Regions from separate parts of the Homo sapiens genome. Here all the other regions are linked to region 2. A link is a contact called in ENCODE Hi-C or POLR2A ChIA-PET data. All regions are on one chromosome and are shown on one strand. The core of a region is the stretch at or near the end of the contact, and the rest is flanking DNA. Distances in the headings are between cores, read along the strand shown. Region 1 holds the start of MIDN (midnolin). Region 2 holds the start of SGTA (small glutamine rich tetratricopeptide repeat co-chaperone alpha). Region 3 holds the start of PTBP1 (polypyrimidine tract binding protein 1). Region 4 holds the start of EEF2 (eukaryotic translation elongation factor 2).

Region 1 (5,414 bases), core at 316-2,815, 1.5 Mb after region 2:
CGCGGAATGCGAGACCGAAATCCAAAATCCGAGTGGCGCTCCGAGGTCGCTCCGGCTCCTGGGGGCGCCTTCCGGGGGTGGGGACGGCACTTGCTTCTCCTTCAAAGGGCGGCGGGCGCGACCGGGACGCGGCGCGGTTAAGGGTCCTGGGGAGGGGGCGCCGCTCGGCTGGTGGCGCTGGGTGCCGTCTGCCGCCCGGGTCGCGCTTCCTCGCGCGTCCCCTCCCTTAGCAACAGCCGTCGCCGCCGCTCGGAGGATCTGGGGGTGAAAGTAACAAGAAAAAAAAGTTATAATGTATCAACGTTCCAGGGGGCGGGGCCGCCGCCCCCTCCCATTCACTACTTACTCCGCCGGCCGGGCGCCGGCCAATCGCCGCGCGCCGAGCGCCCAGTCGGCCGCGAGCCCGGGCCTATGAGAGCCGCCGCGGCACCGCCCCACGTGGCAGCCGGGCCCGCCCCCTCGCCCCGCCCCCAGCGCCCAGGCGACCAAGGGGAGCGCAGCGGGGGCGGGGCTGGCGCCTCTCCGCGCCCGCCCCCGCCCCGCCCGCGCCCGCAGCCATTCATAAGCGCCCGGAGCCCGCAACAAAGGGCGGGCGCGCCCCGGGGGGCGCGGGACCCAGGTCTGGAGACGGGTCTGGTACCCCTCGCGATCCCAAGGGAGCGGCCGGGAGCGGGAGGGGGCGCGGGCCATTGTTCCCGGCGCCGGGAGGGGCAGGAAGTCGTGGGGCCACCCCGCCGCCTTCGTCCGGGAAAAGCCGCGAGCGGAAGCGGGAGCGCGAAGTCCGCGCCTCGTGGCCGGGGTCCCGGGGCGGGCGGGCGACGGTGAGGCTAGGGCCGCGGCCCCGGGGAGGGCGTGGTGCGTGGGGGCGGAGTTGTGGCCGGGGCGGGGCGCCCGCACCTCGGTGACGTGGCCGGGTGGCTGCCGCCGGGGGCCCCGCGCGCCCACCCGCCGGCCGCGGGCAGAACCCGTTTCCCCGAGGCGCGCCCGCTCGAGCCGTGACGTGACGCGGCGTCCCCGGCTGCGCCCGCGCGCGCTCGGGGATGCGGTGAGTCAGCAGCTCGGGCGCGCCCTCTGCCGGGCCCGCCTGGGAGCGCCGCCCGGAGTCCCGGGGAGGGGGCGCCGCGCTGCCCCTGGCAGGGGAGGAAGACGACTGGGCTGCGCGCGGGGGAGGAACCCCGATCGGGAACGAAAGACTGTAGTCGGGAGACTGGGACCGTGTGGCTGGGCAACGGAGGGCGGAACGGCAACCAGTTCAAGGTCACCCGCGGTGAAGGGGGAGTGCCCCGGGGGGCGGGGCGGGGGCTGAGGTCCGGCCAGGGCGGCGCTGGCTGCGCGGAGCCCCTCCCACCCCGCACCCCGGGGGGCTTCCCAGGACCGGAGGCTCCCCGATCCCTCCTGTCCCAAGAACAAAGAAAAGTGCGGGCATCCTGAGCCATCTAGAGTGGGCACCCTTCCTCGGCCCGCAGGTCCCCCCCCTCCACACTCACCGGGCGCGGCCGGTTCTGCGCTCCAAGTGCTGCGAGTACCTTCGTCCGGGGCCGAATGCGCGCTGGCCGGGCCGGTCTGGGCCAAGCGCGCGGCCCTCAGCCTTTATCCGCGCCGCCTTCCCTCGGGGTGGAGTTAGGGCGGGCAGGGGGGCGGGGGGCCGGGCGGGCGGTGACGCAGACTGGCCCCCGCCCCTGCCTGCCGGCCCTGGCCCTGGGGCGCCTTGACGGCTGGGCCACCCGGGACCCAGGCTTGGCGCAGTTCATGGGGGGACTCCCCTTGAATGCCCCGAGCCAAGGGTCTCGGCCCGCCTCGCCGCGGGCTGAGATGCACCCCGAATCGTCAGCGGGACAGGGTTTTGGGGTGTACAGCGCGACTCGCTGCCCCGCCCCCTTCCTGTCGCCCCAGGCCCGGTGCTTCCGCCTGGGGGCGCCCGCGTGGGGGGGACGGGAAGAGGGGCCTGAGTCAGCGGCTGTCGTCCAGGAAAACAGGCTGGAGTCACCTGCCGTAGAGTGGGGGTGCCCTGGCCAGCCCTGGCCTCCTGCATCTGTCAATGGTGACCTCAGAGGGCATTTATGGAGCGATTAGCCAGTGCCAGGCCTGCCTTGTGCCCAGCCAGTCACCAGCCGGCTATGCTGTGACCCCGGGAGGTAACTGGCCTCTCCAAGCCTCAGTTTCTCCAGGGTGGGTGGGAGTGTGGTGAGGGGATGCGGCAGGATCACTTTGGGGCCATCACCCCCCATTAATGCAGGACATGCACTGGTTCCCAGCCTTTGGGGTGGGCATTACCCCATTTTACAGATGAAGAAACTGAGGCCACAGCCAATGAGACACGAATGTGGTGTGCATCTCACCCTTCCCCGTCGGCTTTTTGAGGATGGTCCTGGTTGAGGTGGGCCCCGTCCTGCCCCTCTATTTAGAGAAGGGGACCCCATTCCTACGGGAGCACCTCCTGTCCACTCATCTGGCCCCTCCCTTTATCTGGCCTGACCACCTCCACCCCCACCCTGGCCATGGGCGCCCCTCCCAGGGCTGCGCTCCTCCCCAGGTCTCCTTCCGGCTGCCACCCATGCTCCCGGCAGCCGTGGCCCCCACCTTGACAGGCACACCCAGCCCCGAAGGGTCAGGGCTAGGCCAGAGAGGGAGAGGCTGGGATAACCCTTGGAAGGGGGTCACAGGGGCTGCGGTTTGAGGAATGACTAGGAGTTTGTCACATAAAAAAGATGATGCGGTCGGGCGCGGTGGCTCACGCCTGTAATCCCAGCACTTTGGGAGGCCGAGGCGGGCGGATCACAAGGTCAAGAGATTGAGACCAGCCTGGCCAACATGGTGAAACCCTGTCTCTACTAAAAATACAAAAATTAGCTGGGCATGGTGGCATGTGTCTGTAGTCCCAGCTACTCAGGAGGCTGAGGCAGGAGAATCGCTTGAACGCGGGAGGCGGAGGTTACAATAAACCCAGATCGTGCCAGGGCACTCCAGCCTGAGCGACAAAACGAGATTCCGTCTCAAAAAAAAAAAAAAAAAAAAAAAAGGCCGGGCGCGGTGGCTCATGCCTGTAATCCTGGCACTTTGGGAGGCCGAGGCGGGCGGATCACGAGGTCAGGAGTTCGAGACCAGCCTGATCAACATGGTGAAACCCTGTCTGTACTAAAAACACAAAAATTAGCCAGGCGTGGTGATGTGCGCCTGTAATCTCAGCTACTTGGGAGGCTGAGGCGGGAGCATTGCTCGAACCCGGGAGACGGAGATTGTGGTGAGCTGAGATTGTGCCATTGCACTCCAGCCTGGGCAATAAGAGCGAAACTCCTCTCAAAAAAAAAAAAAAAAAAAAAAAAAAAAGACGATGGTCCAGGAAGTGGGAATGGCTTGAGCAGTTCTGGGAGCTTAGTGAACTGGACCCAGTTGGAGGGAGGAGGGGCAGGGTCGATGAATGGGGCTTGGATGAAGGGCTGGGGCCCCAGGTGGGAACTACAGGGCCAGGCTCATTCTGCTTCCAGTGAGAACAAAGGTGGCGGAGGGAGCCGTGGACTGGTGCCAAATGAGCAGCCCAAGCAGGACACTGGGGCCCCCTGTGAGTGGCCAGCAGCCCCCACCTCCCTCCCTGCCTCTTGCCTCTCGTGTGTGGCTCTGCCACCTGCACACCGTCACCTCAGTCTGGTCGGGAGTGGAATGGACACCGTCACCTCAGTCTGGTCGGGAGTGGAATGGACACCGTCACCTCAGTCTGGTCGGGAGTGGAATGGACACCATCACCTCAGTCTGGTCGGGAGTGGAATGGGACACGGGTTGTCGGAACTTGCTGGGCTTCACAGGGGCCACTGTGTGGCCCTTTGGGGACCAGATGCCCAGAGCCAGTCTAAATGAATAAACATGCTAAAACGCTTCCCCACCATTTCCCATACTCGGCGTCCCCATGGTTGAGTGGGTTGTTCCTGGGTGTGATGGGGACAAACCCTGTGCTCTGTTCTGCCTCACTAAGCCAGGGGCTGCCCTCACTGAAGGGCCTTGACCGCCTGGTTCCCGGCCCCACCCTGACTGCCTCCTGCTCCAGGACGCATCCAGCCAGCACGGGCTGTTCCCTCCGAGTGTCAGGTGTCTCGGGTGTCCTGAGGCCTGGCTCCAAGGTTCACACCCTCCCTGGTGGTGGGGGCAGGGGAGGTCCCCGGAGTGAGCAGCTCCTCCCGCTGGGCCCCTGCTAAGTCCCAGCTGTGCCCTTGGTCTTATTTATAGGGTCCTGGTGGCCTGGCAGGAACTTGAAGACCTGGGGCTGGAACTGGGGGCGGGGGGGAGGGGGGGCCTGGGCAGAGGCTGCTCCTGTGGCCTGGTGGCTGACACAACCTTCCCTGGGCTGCGGATTCCTGGAGAAGTGGGGGCCTGGTCACTCGTGTCCCGAGGCCCAAGTGGAGGGGGAGCCAGGCAGGGGACCGTGGGCTGTTCCAGAATACCTGATCTGCTGACCGGCGGCCTCAGAGTCGCAAGGCCCCCAACGGCACCTCGCCTCAAGTGAAGCTGTGGCAAGTCACCCGCATAGTGCCATGACGTGGGAGTGAGCTGCCCGTCCGTGCTGACAGGCCCGGGGCGGCCTCTCTGTCACCATCCCAGCTCCAGTGACACAGGCAGGCCCACCCTCCCCACTCACCCCCCTGGAATTCCCTGCCTACCCCACTGCACAGGGCCCTGTCCCAAGGAAGGGAGGAGGTCAGGAGACCCCAGCCCCCGCCGTCCACACACCAGCTGGAGCCAGTGTTGCCCGCCCCCAGGGTTATGGAAAGGAGAAGAGGCAGGCCCAACGGGGCAGTGCCAGGGAGCCGCCCCCTCCTGGGCCCACCCCACTCCATCTGGGGCCAACCCAGAAGCCTAGGTGCCCACGGAGGTGCCAAAAACACTGCAGATTCGGCACCCGGCCAGGCAGGGCCACCCACAGGACCGGCTGGCACAGGGCGGGGCCAGCGTGGGAGCGGGTGGGGCCCGCCTCTTTCCAGAGGCTGGTGGGCAGGGCCAAGGGCCAGCAGGGCTCAGGGTCAAGGCCTGGAGACCAGGAACTCGGCAGAGGCGCCAGGAGCAGCAGGGACACCCCTCCCTGACCGATGTCCCCATCACTGGTGACCTTCACCCTCCCCACCGTTGTAGGGTGAAGGTCAGCAGCCTGCCCGCCTGGCTGCACCCCACCCACCCCCTCGAGCCTGCTTCCTACGGACCTCCAGGTGCCCTAAGGGACATAGTCCAGGGGAGCTCAAAGGCCCTATTTGCAAGGGACATGGAGGACGTGAGCAGGGGCCCAGGACGCTCCCGGCTTCACCGGGCCAGGTGGAGGAACAAGAGCCGAGCACACAGTCAGGCTTCCGGGTCTTTAATGGGGCGGGGGCTGGGGGCAGTTCATCCAGAGGTGGCTCCGAAGCTGAGGTCAACCTTGGCGGCTGGCTCTG
Region 2 (5,423 bases), core at 373-2,872:
GGGGGTTTCACCATGTTGGCCAGGATGGTCTTGATCTCTTGACCTCGTGATCCGCCCGCCTCGGCCTCCCAAAGTGCTGGGATTACAGGTGTGAGCCACCGCGCCGGGCCAAGTTTTTTTTTTTTTTTTTTTTTTTGTCAGAAACAAAAGCAAGTAAACGGATTCATGTCAAATAACAGGTGTTGTGGAACAGTGCAGTAGCCTGACCTACATGCAGTGTTGTGGGTTAAAACAAAAAACATCTTGAACCATCTGTCTTGAACTGTTAGGGCACCCAGAAAAAACAATGTACTACAATTAAACTGGCAAAAACCAAAACAACCGACCTCCTTTCTTCCCTTTTTTTGTTTTTGTTTTGTTTTCTTTTGCTTTGGAGGGGCTGGAGGGAGTCTCGCTCAGTCGCCCAGGCTGGAGTGCAATGGCGCGATCTCGGCTCGCTGCAACCTCTGCCTCTCGGGTTCAAGCGATTCTCCTGTCTCAGCGTCCCGAGTAGCTGGGACTACAAATGCCCGCACCACGCCCGGCTAATTTTTGCATTTTTAGTAGATACAGGGTTTCACCGTGTTGGCCAGGCTGGTCTCGAACTCCTGACATCAAGTGATCTGCCCCCTGGCCTCCCAAAGTGCTGGGATTACAGGCGTGAGCCACCACGGCCGGCCTCACCTCCTTTATTTCTGCAAAAGAAATTAAAATAATCCACGCCATTAATCGTGCATGTATTTTGAGTAGGACGAAAATGAATTGGGAGAACATTTCTGGCAACTGTAACTTAGATGGTGATCAGTTTTCTGTCGTCCTTGGAAATGTCTCATCACATGTCTTGAGCAACACCAAGATTAATTTTACATCGGCGTTCATTTTCGCTGTTCCCTGTGCCTGGGGTCCGTTTGGACTTTCCTATCCTTGAAATCCAAATGTAAAGGATGATCTTTCCTACCCATCCCATGCGACTTAGCTCCCAGTGACAATCACACTACCTTCATTTTTTTTTTCTTAGTGTTTGCTGTGAAATTTGTTTCTCTATTTATGTACTAGTTTATTAGTTTATAGTCCGTCTACCCCAATGCAAAATAATGAGAGTAGACACTTTGCTGGTTTTTATGGCTGCTTTGCAATAAATATTGAATGAATATTAGGCACCTGCTGTCTACAAATGGCTCTATACTCACAAACGTCTCACACTGCATGAAAGAATGCATTTGTGGGTGAGTAGATGGGTGGGTGAATAAATGAACAAAGATAGTAAGCGGGTAACACTGACTCCCATTCATTGCGCAGCTGTGACGCTCTGGAGTCCAGGTGTCCAAACGCGGCTGCACCACGTGGCCGGCCCAGCACCACGTGGTCAGCTCGGCGACCGGCTGGAGTCAGCCACTGTTCCACCGTGCACCGCTTCATTCCCGCTCTAGAGGGCAAACCAGACCCGATTTCCGGCCTCCATTAGGTCGCAGAGGTCAGTTGCCCTAACAACCAGCTGGTTCCCGCCTCTACGTTGCGTCACTTCCTTCCACGCCCGCCTCCATCATTAACGCGCCTGTGCAGAAGGGAAGCAACTCCGGGCGCCTTTCTTTTGCGCAGGCGTCGCGCCCTGGGGCCGGGGCCGGGCGGCACCGCGGTGCGCAAGCGCAACCGTCGGTGGGTCGGGGATCGGTCGCCTGAGAGGTGAGTGAGGGGCACTGCGCTGAGCCTGGTGGGTCTGGGGTCTGCGGCTCGGGGCCCACGGGGCCCCAAAGCTCGTAAGAGTTTGGGGATCGTGAGGCCAGGGTCACCGCGACCCGCGGGGTCCTGTGAGTAGGCGGTGCGGAGGGGAAACTGAGGCCGGGCGCCATCGGGCAGGCCCTTCGAGCCCTGATCTCCCTTCCCCAGGCCCCAGGTCCTGGAAATGCTGGTCCGCGGCCTGGTGGCGAGGACGGCGGGAGGGGAAGGCGCCCCGCATGTAGTGAGCGCTCGCTGGGTGTTCGCTGCCGTTCCGCTCTTATTAACCGCCTGGAAACGTCGTCCCTGTGACTCAGGGACCCCCGTTTGTGGGGACTGAAGTCGGAACTCTGGTTCCAGCGCCGCCAGTCCCTACCTGGGTGACCTTGCCCAGCCTCTTGGCTTCTCGGAGCCTCAGTTTTCCCCTCTGTAAAACGGGCGTTGTTCAAAAGTCCCTGCCTAGGAGAAGGAGAGCCGCAGGGTCCAGCGGAATCTGAGAACTCCAAAGAATTAGCAGGCGTTCGTCTTATATCATGTTTAGAGTCTTCTTCTGCATATCGTGCTAGAGGTGGGGGAAATCTGGGATTCAGGACCGTCCACCACCACCTCCCACCCGCTGTGTAAACCTGGGTGAGTCGCCTTCCCTCTCTGAGCAAACTGTTCCTTCTTTCGCAAACGAGTTGTAAAAGCAGATGCCTCGGAGGGTCATTATGAGGATAAACCCACATTCAATTATTTGATCAGGTGCCTGGAACTTGATAAGAGAGAGCTGGCTTGAGAATAGCTGTTTTTGTTATTAGGTGCCAGAAAATTGCAGTGTAGTGTGCCCTTCAGAGGTTGAATGATTGTCCCATTTTCTTTTGTTTCTGTCTCTGATTATTCCTTTTGTCTGCCTTTTCCCTCCCTTGACCAGTGGTTCTCAACCAGGAACAATTCTGTGCCCCAGGGATTCTTGGTGACATTTGTGCTTGTCATGATTTGGGGGACCCCCTGGTTTGGAGTTGGTGGAGGCCAGGGTTGCTGCTCGGCACCCTGCAGTACCCAGGACGGCCTCACCCCAGAAAATGATCCAGCTTTAAATGTCAATAATGCTTTAAAAACCCTACCATACGGGCTGATGACCTGAGGTCAGGAGTTCAAGACCAGCCTAGCCAACGTGGTGAAACCCCGTCTCTACTGAAAATATGAAAATTAGCTGGGCATGGTGGTGTGCACCTGTAATCCCAGCTACTCAGGAGGCTGAGGCAGGAGAATCCCTTGAACCCAGGAGGCAGAGGTTGCAGTGACCCAACATCATGCCACTGCACTCCAGCCTGGGCGACAGAGCGAGACCCTGTCAAAAATAAAAAAAAAAAATCTACCCTAGATCAGTGATTCTTCACCAGCATGGGCAGCTGGGACTGTGTGGGCCCGGGAAATCGTGTACAAAGTTTTGTGTGTGCACCCAATTTCGTGCAGAGAGAAATGGGTACTTTGGAGTTTAGCTTCTCAAGTCAGACTGCCTGGGTTCAGAACTCCTCATTTTCATCCTCGGAGCTGGGTGGTCTCGGGTGGTCCCCATCTTTCCAAGCCTCAGTTTTTCTTCTGTGGAATGGGGATTATAATAGTAACCACCTCAGGTGTGTGAGGATTAAACCAGGCAAGGTATCAGCAAACTGACCAGAAGGCCAAATCCACCTCTGGCCTGTTTTTGTGAATGAAGGTTTGTAGGAACACAGCCACACTCCTTGGTTTATGCGTTACCTGTAGTTGATTTCGAGCTAAGAAGGCACAGTTGAACAGTTGCCATAGGGAACTTAACGCCTGCAGAGCTGAAGACAATCTGGCCCTTTTCAGAAAAACCTTTGCTGACCCCTAAAATAAGCTATCGCATGTACAGCACTTAACTGGGTGCCTGGAAAGCTGTAAGCACGCCAAGGATTTGAGCTGAGGTTTATAATTAAATCTTCCTAGAAGGGTGAATGATTCCAAATGCGGGTGAGCTCTGCCCCAGATTGGAGGATCCTTGAGAGCTGTCGTCTTACTCAATTCTACATTTTTTCTTTTTTATGCCAAGACCCAACAGTGGCTCTGGTAGGAAGTGCTCAGTACAGGCTGAAGGAACAAAGGGGTGGTTTGAGATAGGGTCTTGCTCTGTCGCCCAGGCTGGAGTGCAGTGGCACAATCTCTGCTCACTGCAGCCTCGACCTCCCAGGCTCAGGCCCTCCCACCTCAGCCTCCTGAGTAGCTGGGACTACAGGTATGCACTACTACACCCAGCTAATTTTTGTATTTTGTTTTAGAGATGGGGTTTCACTGTGTTGCCCAGGCTGGTCTCAAACTCCTGGGTTCAAGTGATCCTCCACCTTGGCCTCCAGAGTTCTGTGATTACAGGCGTGCCCCACTGCACCTGGCCCGTTTTCTCTTTTACTGAGGTGGAAACAGAGACCCAGAGAGAAATGGCCTCCCCAAGGAACGTGACCATGTGGCTGTGAATTTTTCAACAATCGCAGGCTTTCCTGAGTCCATAGGGTTTAGACGCTGCCAGATGCTGGCGTTCAAAGGGAAGATGGGTCTGTCAAGAGATAGAAAGCCTTGTAAGAGATGCTGGGCCAGAGATAGGAGTTTGCAGGAATACTAGATTCTCTCCTGGCGGAGTTGGGCAGGGGAGGTGAGCACTTGAGTTTGAGTGGCATGTACAGGGTTTGGTGTAGGCCCCACAGATGACCCCCAGCTGGTGAGAGGCCTCCTATGCACACTCCTGGGGTTGCAAGGAGCAGTTGAGAGCTTTTATGTGTGCAGCGATCTCCTGGTGGCATTTTAGAAGGAAGTAGGCTTCGATGTGGGGAGTGGGCAGGAGACTGAGCTAGAACTCGGGTATCCTAAGAGGGAGTGAGGAGCAGGGCACCCGGCTCTCCTGCCCTGCTGTTGGTGAGAAGCACCGTGGATTTGGGATGGAGTTGGGCAGAGTGTTCACAGAAGGTAGTGGGTAAGAGCGGGCCCTTCCTACTGGGGTGTGAGGAGGTAAGACGACCTCAGTTTACGAGGATGTTCTATTTTTTTCCATTGAATGATCCCTTCTGGGCAGGGAAATAAGGAAGAGAGGTGGTTGTGAGTTTTTTGTTTGTTTTTAGAGACAGGGTCTCACTTTGTCACCCAGGCTGGAGTGCAGGGCCCAATCACAGCTCACTGCAGCCTCCAACTCCTGGGCTTAAACAATCCTCTCGCCTCAGCCTCCCAAGTAGCTGGGACTACTAGTGTGTGCCGCCACATCAGGCTAATTCTATTTTTTTTTTTTAGAGTCTCTTTTGTAGGGTCTCACTATACACTGTATTGCCCAAGCTGGTCTTAAACACCTGGACTCAAGCGATTCTCCCACCTCGGCCTCCCAAAGTGCTGGGATTACAGGTGTGAGCCACCGCCCCGACCGAGGTGGCTGTGTTTTGATTTTGTTTTTATTTTAATGATAAAATGAAAAGGTGGGATGTGGAGTCATCGGCTCAGAGCCGAAAGGGACGCTGAAGCCCCCAACATTGGAGCTGGCGCCACCCCCATGGGCCAGCACCCTCCCACCCTCACTTCTGCGGCCTCTGCCTTGAAACCAGGCCTCGGCCATGGCTCCTGAGCATCCATAAAGCCCTCGCTGTTGGGAGACACAGCAGGCCTTCTTTGAGATGCTGTCCCACAGCCAAACCCTACAAGTTGTGATTGTTCCAAAGACACCGAGTGCCAAACGGCAGTTGAGGAAA
Region 3 (5,476 bases), core at 51-2,550, 2.0 Mb after region 2:
GCCAGGTCCTGACCCAACAGTGAGCTCCCCACGGCTTCTCCCGGCCACTGCAACTCCCGGCGAGGCCCTAAGTGACTCGGAGCGTCCGTCGGAAGGGCAGCCTCCGGGCCTCCTGCCTCACTCCGGGAGGCGAGTGCGCGGCCCCCGAGCCCGCGGTGCTGGGTCCGAGAGCGGGGAGCCCTCGTCTCGCCGTCTGCAGGACCCACCTGCCCGCACGCATGCTAAGGGGTCCAGACCCACTCTAGGGCTGCGCCTCTTCTGACACCACAGACTGCACGGACCACGTTTAACAGACTTTTAAAAGTGACTGAACCCAAGAAAAACTTCTCAGGAAAACGGAAAGAATGCGAAACATCTCCAGCCTCTCCCGCTTCCTATTCCCAGGGAGGGCCTCGCGCAGGAAGCGCTCGGCGGGACACGGCCTTTCTGGAGGGGGCTCCCACCTCTCCCAAGGGAAGCCCGCCCAGCAAAGCCGCCCGGAAAGGCTGCCCCGGCCCGAGAGCCGGGAAGGCCCCTCCCCATGACGGCGCCCGCGGGGGTCCCTGGAGAGGCCCCTCCGGCCCCGGGGCGGAGGACAGACCCTCGGGGCGGCCGCTTCTCTCCCGAGATCACCGAAACCCCTTGGCCGCGGCCCGGGGCGCACGGGGGGCAGGGGTAGGGCGGGGAGCGCAGAGACTCGGGCCCGCGGCGAGGCCCCGGCGCCAGCTTTCCCTCCCGGCGGCCGCCCCAGCCCCGCCTGCGCTTCCGGGGCTGCGCCGGGGGCAGAGTCCGGGCGGCGGGAAAGGCGCGCGCCCCCGATGGCGGCCGCGCACGCGCGCTGGGGCCAACGGGGACGCGCGACGGGCTACGCAGGCGCACGAGGGGAGCGGACGGGAGGCGGGAAGGGCCATCCGGGCGCGCGAGGGCCGGACGGGAAGCGGGAAGGGCCGCGCGCCGCCGAGGCGGGGCAAAGGCGAAGTGCGGGGACGCGCGCGGAGGGGGAGGGGCGCGGGAGGCCGCGTGCGCTAGGGACGGGGCGCGCGGGGGCCGGAAGCGGGCCGGACGGGGGATGGGGACGCGGCCAGACCCCCGGGAAGCCCCTGACCCGCCCCGCACCCGCGCCCGCCACGCGGAGAGGAAGGGGAGAGCCCGCCGCCCCCTCCCGCCCGAGAGGGGGCGAGATCGGCCCCGGGGAGGCCGGCGCGGCGGCGGGGGCAGGGCTGCGGCGCGGGGAGGGCGGTGGGGCGCGGGGCGACGTGCGACTCACCCGTCCATGGCACACAGAGCAGACCCGCGGGGGACGGAGTGGAGGCGCCGGAATAGCAGGAACCGACCCAACGGCTCCGAGTTATAGACTCACAAAATGGCGGAGACGCCCGCACACGTCCCCCGCGCGCGCTGCCCATTGGCTCCCGCTGCAGCCAGGGGGCGGGGAGAGCCCCGCGGGCCCCCGCCAGCACCTCCCACTGGCCAGAAGGCCGCCCGGGGGCGGGACCCAGAGAAATCGCAGGCGCCTATTGGGGGAGGCGGTTATTCCTCAAGGCCGAAGGCGGAAACGGCTTGTGTAGTCGGGGGAGGGGGAGAAAATGGGATCACGTGACGGCGTCTGAGCCAGTCAGCTGGCGCGTGGCTTTGCGGGAGACGCCATCTTGAGAGTGGGTACGTGGCGAGTCAGGCGGCGGGAAGCGTGCTTTGCCCAGGCTGCCGCCATCTTGCAAGTGGGCAGGACCCGCCCGCCTGGGCCGTGAGGGCAAAGGGAGTCGCATCGCCATCTTGGAGTCGGGCAGGAAACCCTCAGGGCTCCATGTTGGTTGTGGGCACATGGCCAAAAAGTCCGATTCAAACTGAGCGCTCACATCTGGGTGATCGCGCGGGGAGGGAAAGGCCGCGTCGCGTCCCGGACACGCCAGGGCTGTTTCCACAGTGGCCACAGATACTGCGGGCGCGCCATGATCCGGGGTCACCCCCGACCGTTCTTTGTTCGCCCCGGAACAGCGAATCCCGACTGCGGAGATAGGGAAACTGAGGTCCGGGCCCCGCACAGTCCGCGGCCGGCTGCCTACAGCTGGGAAAACTGAGGCCTGGACCTTGTACAGTCCGCGGCCGCCCGCCTACAGCTGGGGAAACTGAGGCCTGGACCTTATACAGTAGGCGGCCGCCCGCCTACAGCTGGGGAAACTGAGGCCTGGACCTTGTACAGTCCGCGGCCTCTCACCTACAGCTGGGGAAACTGAGGCCTGGACCTTGTACAGTCCGCGGCCGCCCGCCTACAGGTGGGGAAACTGAGGCCTGGACCTTGCAGTCCTTGGCCGCCCGCCTACAGCTGGGGAAACTGAGGCCTGGACCTTGTACAGTCCGCGGCCTCTCACCTACAGCTGGGGAAACTGAGGCCTGGACCTTGTACAGTGGGCGGCCGCCCGCTTACAGCTGGGGAAACTGAGGCCTGGACTTTGCACAGTCCGCGGCCAACCGCCTAAAGCTGGGGAAGCTGAGGTCCGGGCCACACACAGTCCACGGCCATCCGCCTACAGCTGGGGAAACTGAGGCCAAAGCCACACACAGTCCACGGCCATCTGCCTACAGCGGGGGAAACTGAGGCCCAGGCCACACACAGTCCACGGCCATCCGCCTACAGCTGGAGAAACTGAGGCCCGGGCTCCATACAATCCAAGGCCGCCCGCCTACAGGTGGGGAAACTGAGGCCCAAGCCACCCGCCTACAGCTGGGGAAACTGAGGCCCGAGCCCCCTACAGTCCCTGGCCCACTGACCTACAGCTGGGGAAACTGTGGCCTGGAGCTCGTACAGTTCGAGGCTGCCAGCCTACGGCTGGGGAAACTGAGGGCCAGGCCCAGCAGGGTCACCAGGAGGGTCCCTCCCGGGCCACCATCCCAGCAGCAGAAAACACCCTAAACTAATGTTCCCAGGAGCGCTGATCACATGAAGAGTCTGACAGAGCTGTGAGGGTGCCTGACGGGGAGGCCAGGTCAGCGGGTTGGGAGCCATCCCAGAGTGAGGGGATGACCCCGGCCCTCCACACTGGGACCCTCACGGGAGGCTGCGGTTGGAAACCGGAGCAGTTCCCGGCCCGGAGTAGACACTGCTCCCTAAATAGAATTAGCGGGATTTAGTCCATGCTGAAAAGGGGGTTTTTCATTAACACCAACCTACGGAGGGAGAAGACATGACAATTCTCGTTTCCCCAAATCCAGGCGAGCCTAGCGCCCTGCTTCTCTGGCGTGTTTTATTCCAGCAGTGCTGCGTTTCAGGCCGGGGCCTGGCGTGGGCCCAGGAGCCTTGGAGCCCCGCCGGGCGTCTGGTGCCAGAGGATTCCAGCCCGGATTAGGGGTGGCCGCCGAGCTCCATGGAGGCATCGCACGGCAAGGTCCTTTGGCCCGAACCACCCGGTCAACGGAGACTCACCAAGAGCCATCTGCAGCCAGGGTCACTCATCAGGAATGTCCGGTGGATCTGGGAGAAGCCCAGTGTGTTACTGTGGATTTGCTCCCCTGGAGACCCCCATCCTCACACCACCAGAACCAGCCGCTTCTGTCTGTTCGCGGAGTGCCTGGGATGGGCCCCGCCCTGAAAGCAGACAGGCAGGGGCGGCCGGGGGTCTGAGTGGCAGCTGGCAGCAGTAGAGACCACCAGGTTCCAAGCACCAGTCTAACCCTTCGGAATCGTGTTAAAACCCACTTCTGATCGTGGCCCCGCCAGGCCTCCTGTCTTGCTCAAAGTATAAACCCAAGGCCATCCCTTACCCCGCAAGCCCCACATGACCAGCCACCTGTCCAGTACCTTTTTTTATTTTTATTTTTTTAAGACAGTGTCTGGCCGGGTGCAATGGCTCACACCTGTAATCCCAGCACTCTGGCAGGCCGAGGTGAGTGGATCACCTGAGGTCAGAGTTCGAGACCAGCCTGGCCAACATGGAGAAACCTCCTCTCCACCAAAAATACAAAAATTAGCCAGGCGTGGTGGTGCATGCCCTATAATCCCAGCTCCTTGGGAGGCTGAGGCAAGAGAATCACTTGAACCCGGGAGGCGGAGGTTGCAGTGAGCCGAGATTGCGCCATTGCACTCCAGCCTGGGCAACAGGAGTGAAACTCTGTCTCTAAAAAACAAAAACGAAAATAAACACCTGTCATCCCAGCACTTTGGAAGGCCGAGGCAGGCGGATCACAAGGTGAAGAGCCTGAGACTATCCTGGCCAACATGGTGAAAGCCCGTTTCCACTAAAAATACAAAAATTTGCCGGGCGTGGTGGTTTGCTCCTGTAATCCCAGCTACTCGGGAGACTGAGGCGGGAGAATCACTTGAACGCGGGAGGCGGAGGTTGCAGTGAGCCTAGATTACGCCACTGTACTCCAGCCTGGGCAACAGAGTGACACGCTATCTCAAAAAAAAAAGTAAAAATAAAAAATAAAATGTATGTCGCGGAATTTAGGGTCTACCTGCAGACTCCAGGATGATCTCATCTCAAGACACTTAATGGTACCTTCAAAGACTGGTGTTCCAAATGAAGCCTTGTTCACGGGTTCCAGGGTTTAGGATGTGGTTGTCTTTCTTTGGGGCCACCTCTCAGCCCCTCAGCCCCACCCACCACCTGAAGCTTAGAGGGCGATAGCAGGTACAAGCAGGCCGTTTGTTTTTGCAATGGCGGCCTGGTCCCAGGAACCCCCCCCACCGCCTCCACCTCACCCAGGTCACCTGAAACCAGTGTCCTTCCTGGGCTGGCCTGACAGTAACCATGGCTGAGGGCCCAGCAATTTACAGGTCAGCTGTCATATGCAGAACGCCAGCGCGGGAAGACGCCCAGGGGCTCCCGTGGGCACCTGATTTATTTAGCGAGCAGGGCCCAGCCTCTGTCTTTTCTCCTCTCCTGTCTCCCATCCCAGCCCGCAGGCCAGCTGCCTCCTTCATGAATGATTCAGGGTGAGCGAGGAACAGGCTCACCTTGCCTTTGTGCGAGAATCACGTTGGTTTGCTGGTTACCATTTTGAAAATGATACTCTGAGCCTGGCAGGAGAAACGGGGGGGGGAGTGAGGACATCTGAGGCCCTCAGAGCCACCGAATCTCATGCAGAGGGCCTGCTGGGGCCTCAGACACCTTTCAGTTCTGATGGGGGAGGGAAGGGCCGTGCCTCAGTTTACTTCTTCGTCAACATGAGTGGCAGGGCCAGGCCGTCCCTCCTCCCCATGAGCAGTTCCATAGATTTATTTTTCCTTTTCCTTTTTTTTTGTTTTTTTTTTGGGGGGGATGGAACCTCACTCTATTGCCCAGGCTGGAGTACAGTGGCGCAATCTTGGCTCACTGCAACCTCTGCCTCCCGGGTTCAAGTGATTCTTCTGCGTCAGCCTCCTGAGTAGTTGGGATTACAGGTGCCTGCCACCACGCCTAGCTAATTTTTGTATTTTTATTCTTATTTTTTTATTTGATTTATTTTTTTCTTTTTCTGAGACGGCGTCTCGCTCTGTCGCCCAGGCTGGAGTGCAATG
Region 4 (5,885 bases), core at 1,796-4,295, 1.2 Mb before region 2:
TCGGATTTGGCTGCACCTTTACTAGCTCTGTGAACGTGGGCAAATGACTTAACTTATCTGAGTCTCCATTTTCTCAGGCGTAAAGGAGGCCACCCGAAGCCCAGGGTGTGGGTAGGTTAGCTGAAGTATTTGATTTAAAGGACCGTGAGGTCAGGTCCTAGTAAACGCTCAATAAACTGTTAAAAGACAGTGTTGGCCGGGCGCGGTGGCTCACGCCTGTAATCCCAGCGCTTTAGGAGGCCAAGGCGGGCAGATCACGAGGTCAGGGGTTCAAGACCAGCCCGGCCAACATGGTGAAACCCCTGTCTCTACTAAAAACACAAAAAAATTACCCGGGTGTGGTGGCAGGCGCCTGTAATCCCAGCTAATCGGGAGGCTGAGGCAGGTGAATCGCTTGAATCGGGTGGCGGAGGCTGCAGTGAGCTGAGACCGCACCACTGCACTCCAGCGTGGCAACAGAGCGAGACTTGGTCTTAAAAAAAAAAAAAAAAAAAAAAAAAAAGGCAGTGTCGAGAGGCCTGCACTGGCGACTGTCGGTCAGCAGGGGCCGCTACTGCGGTCTCTGAGCTCTCCTGGCGCCGCAGCAGGCGCATGCGCAGCGGAGCTTCTCTGCAGAGGTGAATTTTTTTATTGGTCCCCACCCTAAAAGACCCAGCGTATATTTATTATTGTACTTATTACAGCTGACCTGGTTGTGGCTGCTTGTGGTACTCCAGGATTCTGCTCTTCATGGATGTGGGGATGACAGTGGGAGAGATCCTTCCCTGCCAACACCTGGCTCCATCCCTGCAGTTATGGGGTTGAAAATTCCCCTTTTTCCCTTAAGCTCTCCCCCTAGTTCTTTAAATTACATGATGTTAGAATTTTTCAATAAGCAACCCATGCACTTGAGAAGAAATTCAACCCCTCTTTTATTAAGTTCCGGGATACCTGTGAACAGCCCCCCCTCCTTTTTTTTTTTTTTTTTTTTTGAGACAGAGTCTTACTCTCAGTCGCACAGGCTGGAGTGCATGCAGTGCCGTGATCTCGGCTCACTGCAACCTCTGCCTCTCGGGTTCAAGCGGTTCTCCTGCCTCAGCCTCCAAAGTAGCTGGGATTTCAGGCGTTCACTACCACGCCGGGCTAATTTTTTTATTTTTAGTAAAGACGGGGTTTCTCCATATTGGGTAGGCTGGTCTCGAACTCCTGACTTCAGGTGATTTGCCTGCCTCGGCCTCCCAAAGTGCTGGGATTACAGGCGTGATCCACCGCAAGCAGCCTAACCCCTCTTTAATTTTTAAAATTTTTAAAAATTTTTTTGAGACGGAATCTCGCTCTGTCGCCAGGCTGGAGAGCAGTGGCGCGATCTCGGCTAACTGCAACCTCCGCCTCTCGCCTGACACCTCTTTTAATGAAAACCTTTCCATTACATCTCTGAAATGCTCCCACTTTGCACGGAAAAAACGGCTGCGAAGCCCCCAATAGGAAACGCAACACGTAGCAGGTGCTCAGTGCATTTAAAAATTTTGAAGAATTTTATTATTAATAATGCGAAACTGACTACCCCTCTGCTAAAAACTCATGCCCCAAATGGCGCATGCGCTTGACTTGCAACTTAACTAAACGCGTCACAGGTACAGGTGTAGGTGGTTAGGGACCCCGGGCGCTCCCATCTGCTCCCTGCCGCGCCCTCTGCCTTTCAGAGCCTCAATCCTTTCGGAAGATACTTTTCAGTTTTCCACTGGGTTAAATGGTGATAGGAAGAGCAATCATCCGTTAAATGAAACCCAAGGTTGAGACAGCGCTTTGTAAAGCAAAGTGCCCGAAGCATTCGTGAGGGGGAGGAGTGTACAGGTTTATTTTAGAGTCCAGGCTGGAATTTGCATTGCTTTTTGTGGATCCACACCTCCCCCTCTCCCAGCCCAGGAAAAGCACTGCAGTGGCTCTCCTGTTTCACAAAGTGAGTTTAAGGAAAGATGTACCGCAGGGGGTTCATTTGCACTGTGAGAACATCATTCATGCAAGAAATGCTGAGTACCTACTATGTGCTAAACAGCGGGTTGGGCTTTTCATAAGGGATAGAGTTACACAATTGAATGCCAATTCATGAGATATGAAATACATTCAACTGTTTCTTAGGGTCAGATTAGGACACAAATGCTAAACAGTCTTCCTGCGCCTCCCCCTGGAGAGGAAATGAAATAGAAAATGAAATTGTGCCAGTAAACCGCTTAGCCGGGTGCCTGGGACATGGCAAACCAGTCCTGAAATAAATAACTGTTTTATTAATAGCAATCTTAGCTAATTAAAATAGATAGCGTTTATTGAGCGTTGGGTATCAGGCACGGTCCTAATTCTTTTAGATGTCTTTAGTTCGTTTCACTCTCCCCCAAACAATAGGGTGGTATTGATCACCTCCGAGCAGGTGAAATTGAGGCACAGAGAAATCCTAGTAGCTGGTAGAAGAACACGCAGTGTGGTCAAGCTAGCAAGGTGTTTGGTCCACTGCTATATCTACAAAACCCCTAACAATGCCTGGTGTATAGATGCTCAGTATGCATTTGTGGGATCAGTGATTCCGATGCCTGCTTCTTATAAAGTTTTTATTTAGAAATAATTACAGGTAAGGAGTTGCAAAAACAGTATAGTGGTCGCGAGTGTCCTTTTTCCCTCGGCTTCTCCCAGGGGTATCGTCTTACGTAACAATGTCCAAACAGGGAAATTGACTTGGGTATAATCCACAGACTCTATTCACCTTGTAAATTGGTTTTAATAGAAGTACTGGACAACTTGTAAGCTAATATCGTTGCTATGGTTCTCGTTCTCAGCTAAAACGGCGCTCTTTACTTTGTGCACCTGAACACTGCACACCGAGGGCGACCACCGCCCCCGAGATGCCCAGCTTCTATTCTAGAGCGCCGCGCCGGCGCCGAATGGGTTAACGGGCGGGGGGACACGCCTCCGTGCGCTTGCGCGGCGTCCCTTCGCCCCGCCTTCGCAGCGCAGTCACATGACCCGCCCAACCGGCGTCCGCCTATAAAAAGCTGAGTGTTGACGTCAGCGTTCTCTTCCGCCGTCGTCGCCGCCATCCTCGGCGCGACTCGCTTCTTTCGGTTCTACCTGGGAGAATCCACCGCCATCCGCCACCATGGTGAGTAACCCTGCCTCGCTGGTGCCCCGGAGCGGCGGCGGGGCCTCCGCGGGGCCTACGCTGCCTAGCCTGGGACGCTGGGGCCCCCCGTGCCAGGAGGAGACGTAGCGGCGGCGGGGCCGGAGGACCCGGGGCTGGGGAAGCGGCCGCCGCCATGTCTGTGCGCCGCGCTGTTCACCGAGCCCTTTCTCCGTTTCCGAGGGCGCCATAACCTTGCCCAGACCTGGTTGGAGCTGGGTTGTTAGCGGGGATGGGGGTGGGGAATGATGATGTGGCAGGCGTAGTAATGGCGGGCACCGCGGTGGAAGCGGGGAGACAGGGAGGCGCCTTATGTAACCCGCGGGCCGCGAGTTTGAGATCGATTTTCTGCCGGGGGACTAGGGGCGGCAGGGAATGGCAGAACGAGCAAAGCGACACCTGAAAGGCTCCCCTTTTCCTTCCAAATACCTTCTCCTGATGCTGTTAATCGTCGACCTTAGGCACTTGTCCTTCCTATGACTCCCAGATGTACAAAGACTCTTATTGAGACACGAGGTGTAGGCTTGTGGCAGTTAGGGCCGTTCCGGCTCCCCGTTATTTCCTGGGGTGGGTGGCCTTGTCTGATCCCGTTTGCCAAGGGGTGACCTTGCATTTTATGATGAAGCTTCTTGCTCGGGGAAGTTTGGGTGGCCCGGTGACAACGTGGAGGGGGCTTTAGGAGAGGATTCATCCCTTACGTGTTTGGCCCCAAATGAGACTTTAGTATTTGTACCTGGTATCAAGGAAATCTGTTGACACTCAGTTTTATTCCTGAGCACTTTTATTTCTGGGTTGTCAATCATGAATGACACCTATTAACGGTGGTTCCTTGGAGATTGCGGGGTGGCTCTTAAGGGGTGTTAGGCTGGCAAGATTCGGTGGGCTTGGGGCACCCCAGCACCAACCCCCTCCTGGCCTTGGGCATGCTGGTTCGTTTGGACTGAACGCTCCGTGCCATGCTGTGTTCCTGGAAATCACGAGCTGGTCTGAGCCTCCTTGTCTTGCCCAGGTGAACTTCACGGTAGACCAGATCCGCGCCATCATGGACAAGAAGGCCAACATCCGCAACATGTCTGTCATCGCCCACGTGGACCATGGCAAGTCCACGCTGACAGACTCCCTGGTGTGCAAGGCGGGCATCATCGCCTCGGCCCGGGCCGGGGAGACACGCTTCACTGATACCCGGAAGGACGAGCAGGAGCGTTGCATCACCATCAAGTCAACGTGAGCTCCCTGTGCCCTCTGTACCCAGGCAGGGAGGTGCTGGCCTGGCAGCTGGAGGCCACTGGGCCAGGGTGCGCGGGGAGAGACTTGGCAACGTCTCTTTCCCCTGGTTTCTTAATTCATGGGAGAATGAGTGAGGTTCAGTCCAGCGAGACAGGATGGAGAGGCACAGGGATTCGGGGTACTGCGAGCTGGAAGGTTTTCTTGAGGAGGGGGCTTAACTCCGTGGTTCTCCCTCCCTGGGGGACTTGCCCCCACTCCTACAATATCTGGAGAGGTTTGGCTGTCACACCTGGGAGGGGAGGGTGTTCTAGTGCTTGGGACGCTGGGAAGCTCCTGTGTTGCACTGGATGATGTTCATTCCATGTCAGTTTCTGGCCCCGATATGAGTAGGGGGAGCGCAGAGTACGGTGACCCCAACTGCTTTTTGTCCTGGGTTGGTACATTGGTGAGGGACTCTGGCTAAGGCTCTTCATTTCCCCTGGAGCAGGGGCAGAAGTGAGGAGGGGAGGGTCGGAGTCTCTGGAGGCTTTTGCCGTCCTGCTGGGTCTTTTAGTTGCTACTTTGAGTCAGGTGTGATGAATCTTGGGACCAAGTCGGTGGGGCAGGATGTCTGGTCAGGAGGGCTCTGAGGATCTGGCTATGGGGCTGGTACCAGGAGTTCCCTGTCATGGGGGTGGCATGTCTCGGACAGAGGCAAAGGACAAGGGTGGGTTGGCTCTTGTGGGAGCCTCTCCAGGGATGAGTCATGGAGGGAGGAGCAGCCTGGCTTCTGACAGCATCCCAGACTCCCTGGGCCAGGTGTGTGGCTCCTGTCCCCCTGACGAGTCCCTCCCTCCATCAGTGCCATCTCCCTCTTCTACGAGCTCTCGGAGAATGACTTGAACTTCATCAAGCAGAGCAAGGACGGTGCCGGCTTCCTCATCAACCTCATTGACTCCCCCGGGCATGTCGACTTCTCCTCGGAGGTGACTGCTGCCCTCCGAGTCACCGATGGCGCATTGGTGGTGGTGGACTGCGTGTCAGGTAAGCAGTGGGTCCCCCTGAGGCACGGCCTGGAACCGGGGGCCATCCTTGCTTGAGGATGACAGCGCCGCCCTGTCCCCCGTGTCCCCAGGCGTGTGCGTGCAGACGGAGACAGTGCTGCGGCAGGCCATTGCCGAGCGCATCAAGCCTGTGCTGATGATGAACAAGATGGACCGCGCCCTGCTGGAGCTGCAGCTGGAGCCCGAGGAGCTCTACCAGACTTTCCAGCGCATCGTGGAGAACGTGAACGTCATCATCTCCACCTACGGCGAGGGCGAGAGCGGCCCCATGGGCAACATCATGGTACGGCCCTCCCTAGCTGGGTGGTGGGCTTGCCGCAGCGGGATCTGCAGGAGCCGGTGGGGAGTGGAGTTGAGCTGAGGGGGACTGGAAGTGTGTTTTTGCCAGGAATGTTGGGTGACAGAGAAGGGGGCTGGAATGTTTTCATCCGACTTGACCCAGCCCTTGATCTTTGGGCAGCTGGAAG

The links. A loop is a pair of places that touch in the nucleus more often than their neighbours do. ChIA-PET counts read pairs that join two places held with the same protein, here RNA polymerase II (POLR2A). Pooled maps may share reads with other maps.
Region 1: a loop to region 2 is called in a map of breast epithelium, with 20 times the contacts of the local background. The contact joins the promoter of MIDN here to the promoter of SGTA in region 2. A Hi-C loop is called at or near these places in 1 of 168 maps with a recorded cell type or tissue (breast epithelium), 1 of 37 single-sample maps with no recorded cell type and 2 of 50 pooled maps.
Region 3: a pooled map shows a loop between it and region 2 (19-fold over the local background). The contact joins the promoter of PTBP1 here to the promoter of SGTA in region 2. A Hi-C loop is called at or near these places in 2 of 37 single-sample maps with no recorded cell type and 4 of 50 pooled maps.
Region 4: a pooled map shows a loop between it and region 2 (7-fold over the local background). The contact joins the promoter of EEF2 here to the promoter of SGTA in region 2. A Hi-C loop is called at or near these places in 4 of 50 pooled maps. POLR2A ChIA-PET finds 5 or more read pairs at or near these places in 4 of 52 experiments (H1, MCF 10A, WTC11 and 1 more).

Annotation. Positions count from the first base shown.
Region 1 is chr19:1,244,734-1,250,147 of GRCh38, reverse strand. It overlaps MIDN (midnolin), which reads right to left and starts at 1,565. Exons shown (of 9, transcript NM_001388306.1): 1 at 1,488-1,565; 2 at 1-258. It overlaps LOC102723811 (a long non-coding RNA gene), which reads left to right and starts at 2,076. Exons shown (of 2, transcript XR_007067082.1): 1 at 2,076-2,135; 2 at 2,287-3,880. ATP5F1D (ATP synthase F1 subunit delta) reads right to left here. Exons shown (of 4, transcript NM_001687.5): 4 at 5,323-5,414. RefSeq lists silencers at 52-101, 342-811, 842-961, 1,022-1,481, 1,572-2,111 and 1 more and enhancers at 955-1,488, 3,424-4,169, 5,301-5,414.
Region 2 is chr19:2,779,472-2,784,894 of GRCh38, reverse strand. It overlaps SGTA (small glutamine rich tetratricopeptide repeat co-chaperone alpha), which reads left to right and starts at 1,622. Exons shown (of 12, transcript NM_003021.4): 1 at 1,622-1,662. RefSeq lists enhancers at 1,191-1,260, 2,757-2,856 and a silencer at 1,651-1,700.
Region 3 is chr19:793,276-798,751 of GRCh38, reverse strand. It overlaps PTBP1 (polypyrimidine tract binding protein 1), which reads right to left and starts at 1,300. Exons shown (of 15, transcript NM_002819.5): 1 at 1,247-1,300. The coding sequence starts at 1,254. RefSeq lists enhancers at 1-461, 462-1,347, 1,554-1,893, 1,546-2,181 and silencers at 604-913, 984-1,163, 1,174-1,523, 1,287-1,641.
Region 4 is chr19:3,982,623-3,988,507 of GRCh38, reverse strand. It overlaps EEF2 (eukaryotic translation elongation factor 2), which reads left to right and starts at 3,045. Exons shown (of 15, transcript NM_001961.4): 1 at 3,045-3,130; 2 at 4,158-4,372; 3 at 5,217-5,398; 4 at 5,490-5,701. The coding sequence starts at 3,128. RefSeq lists enhancers at 1-291, 292-793, 2,810-2,859, 4,115-4,334, 3,628-4,479 and a silencer at 3,140-3,249.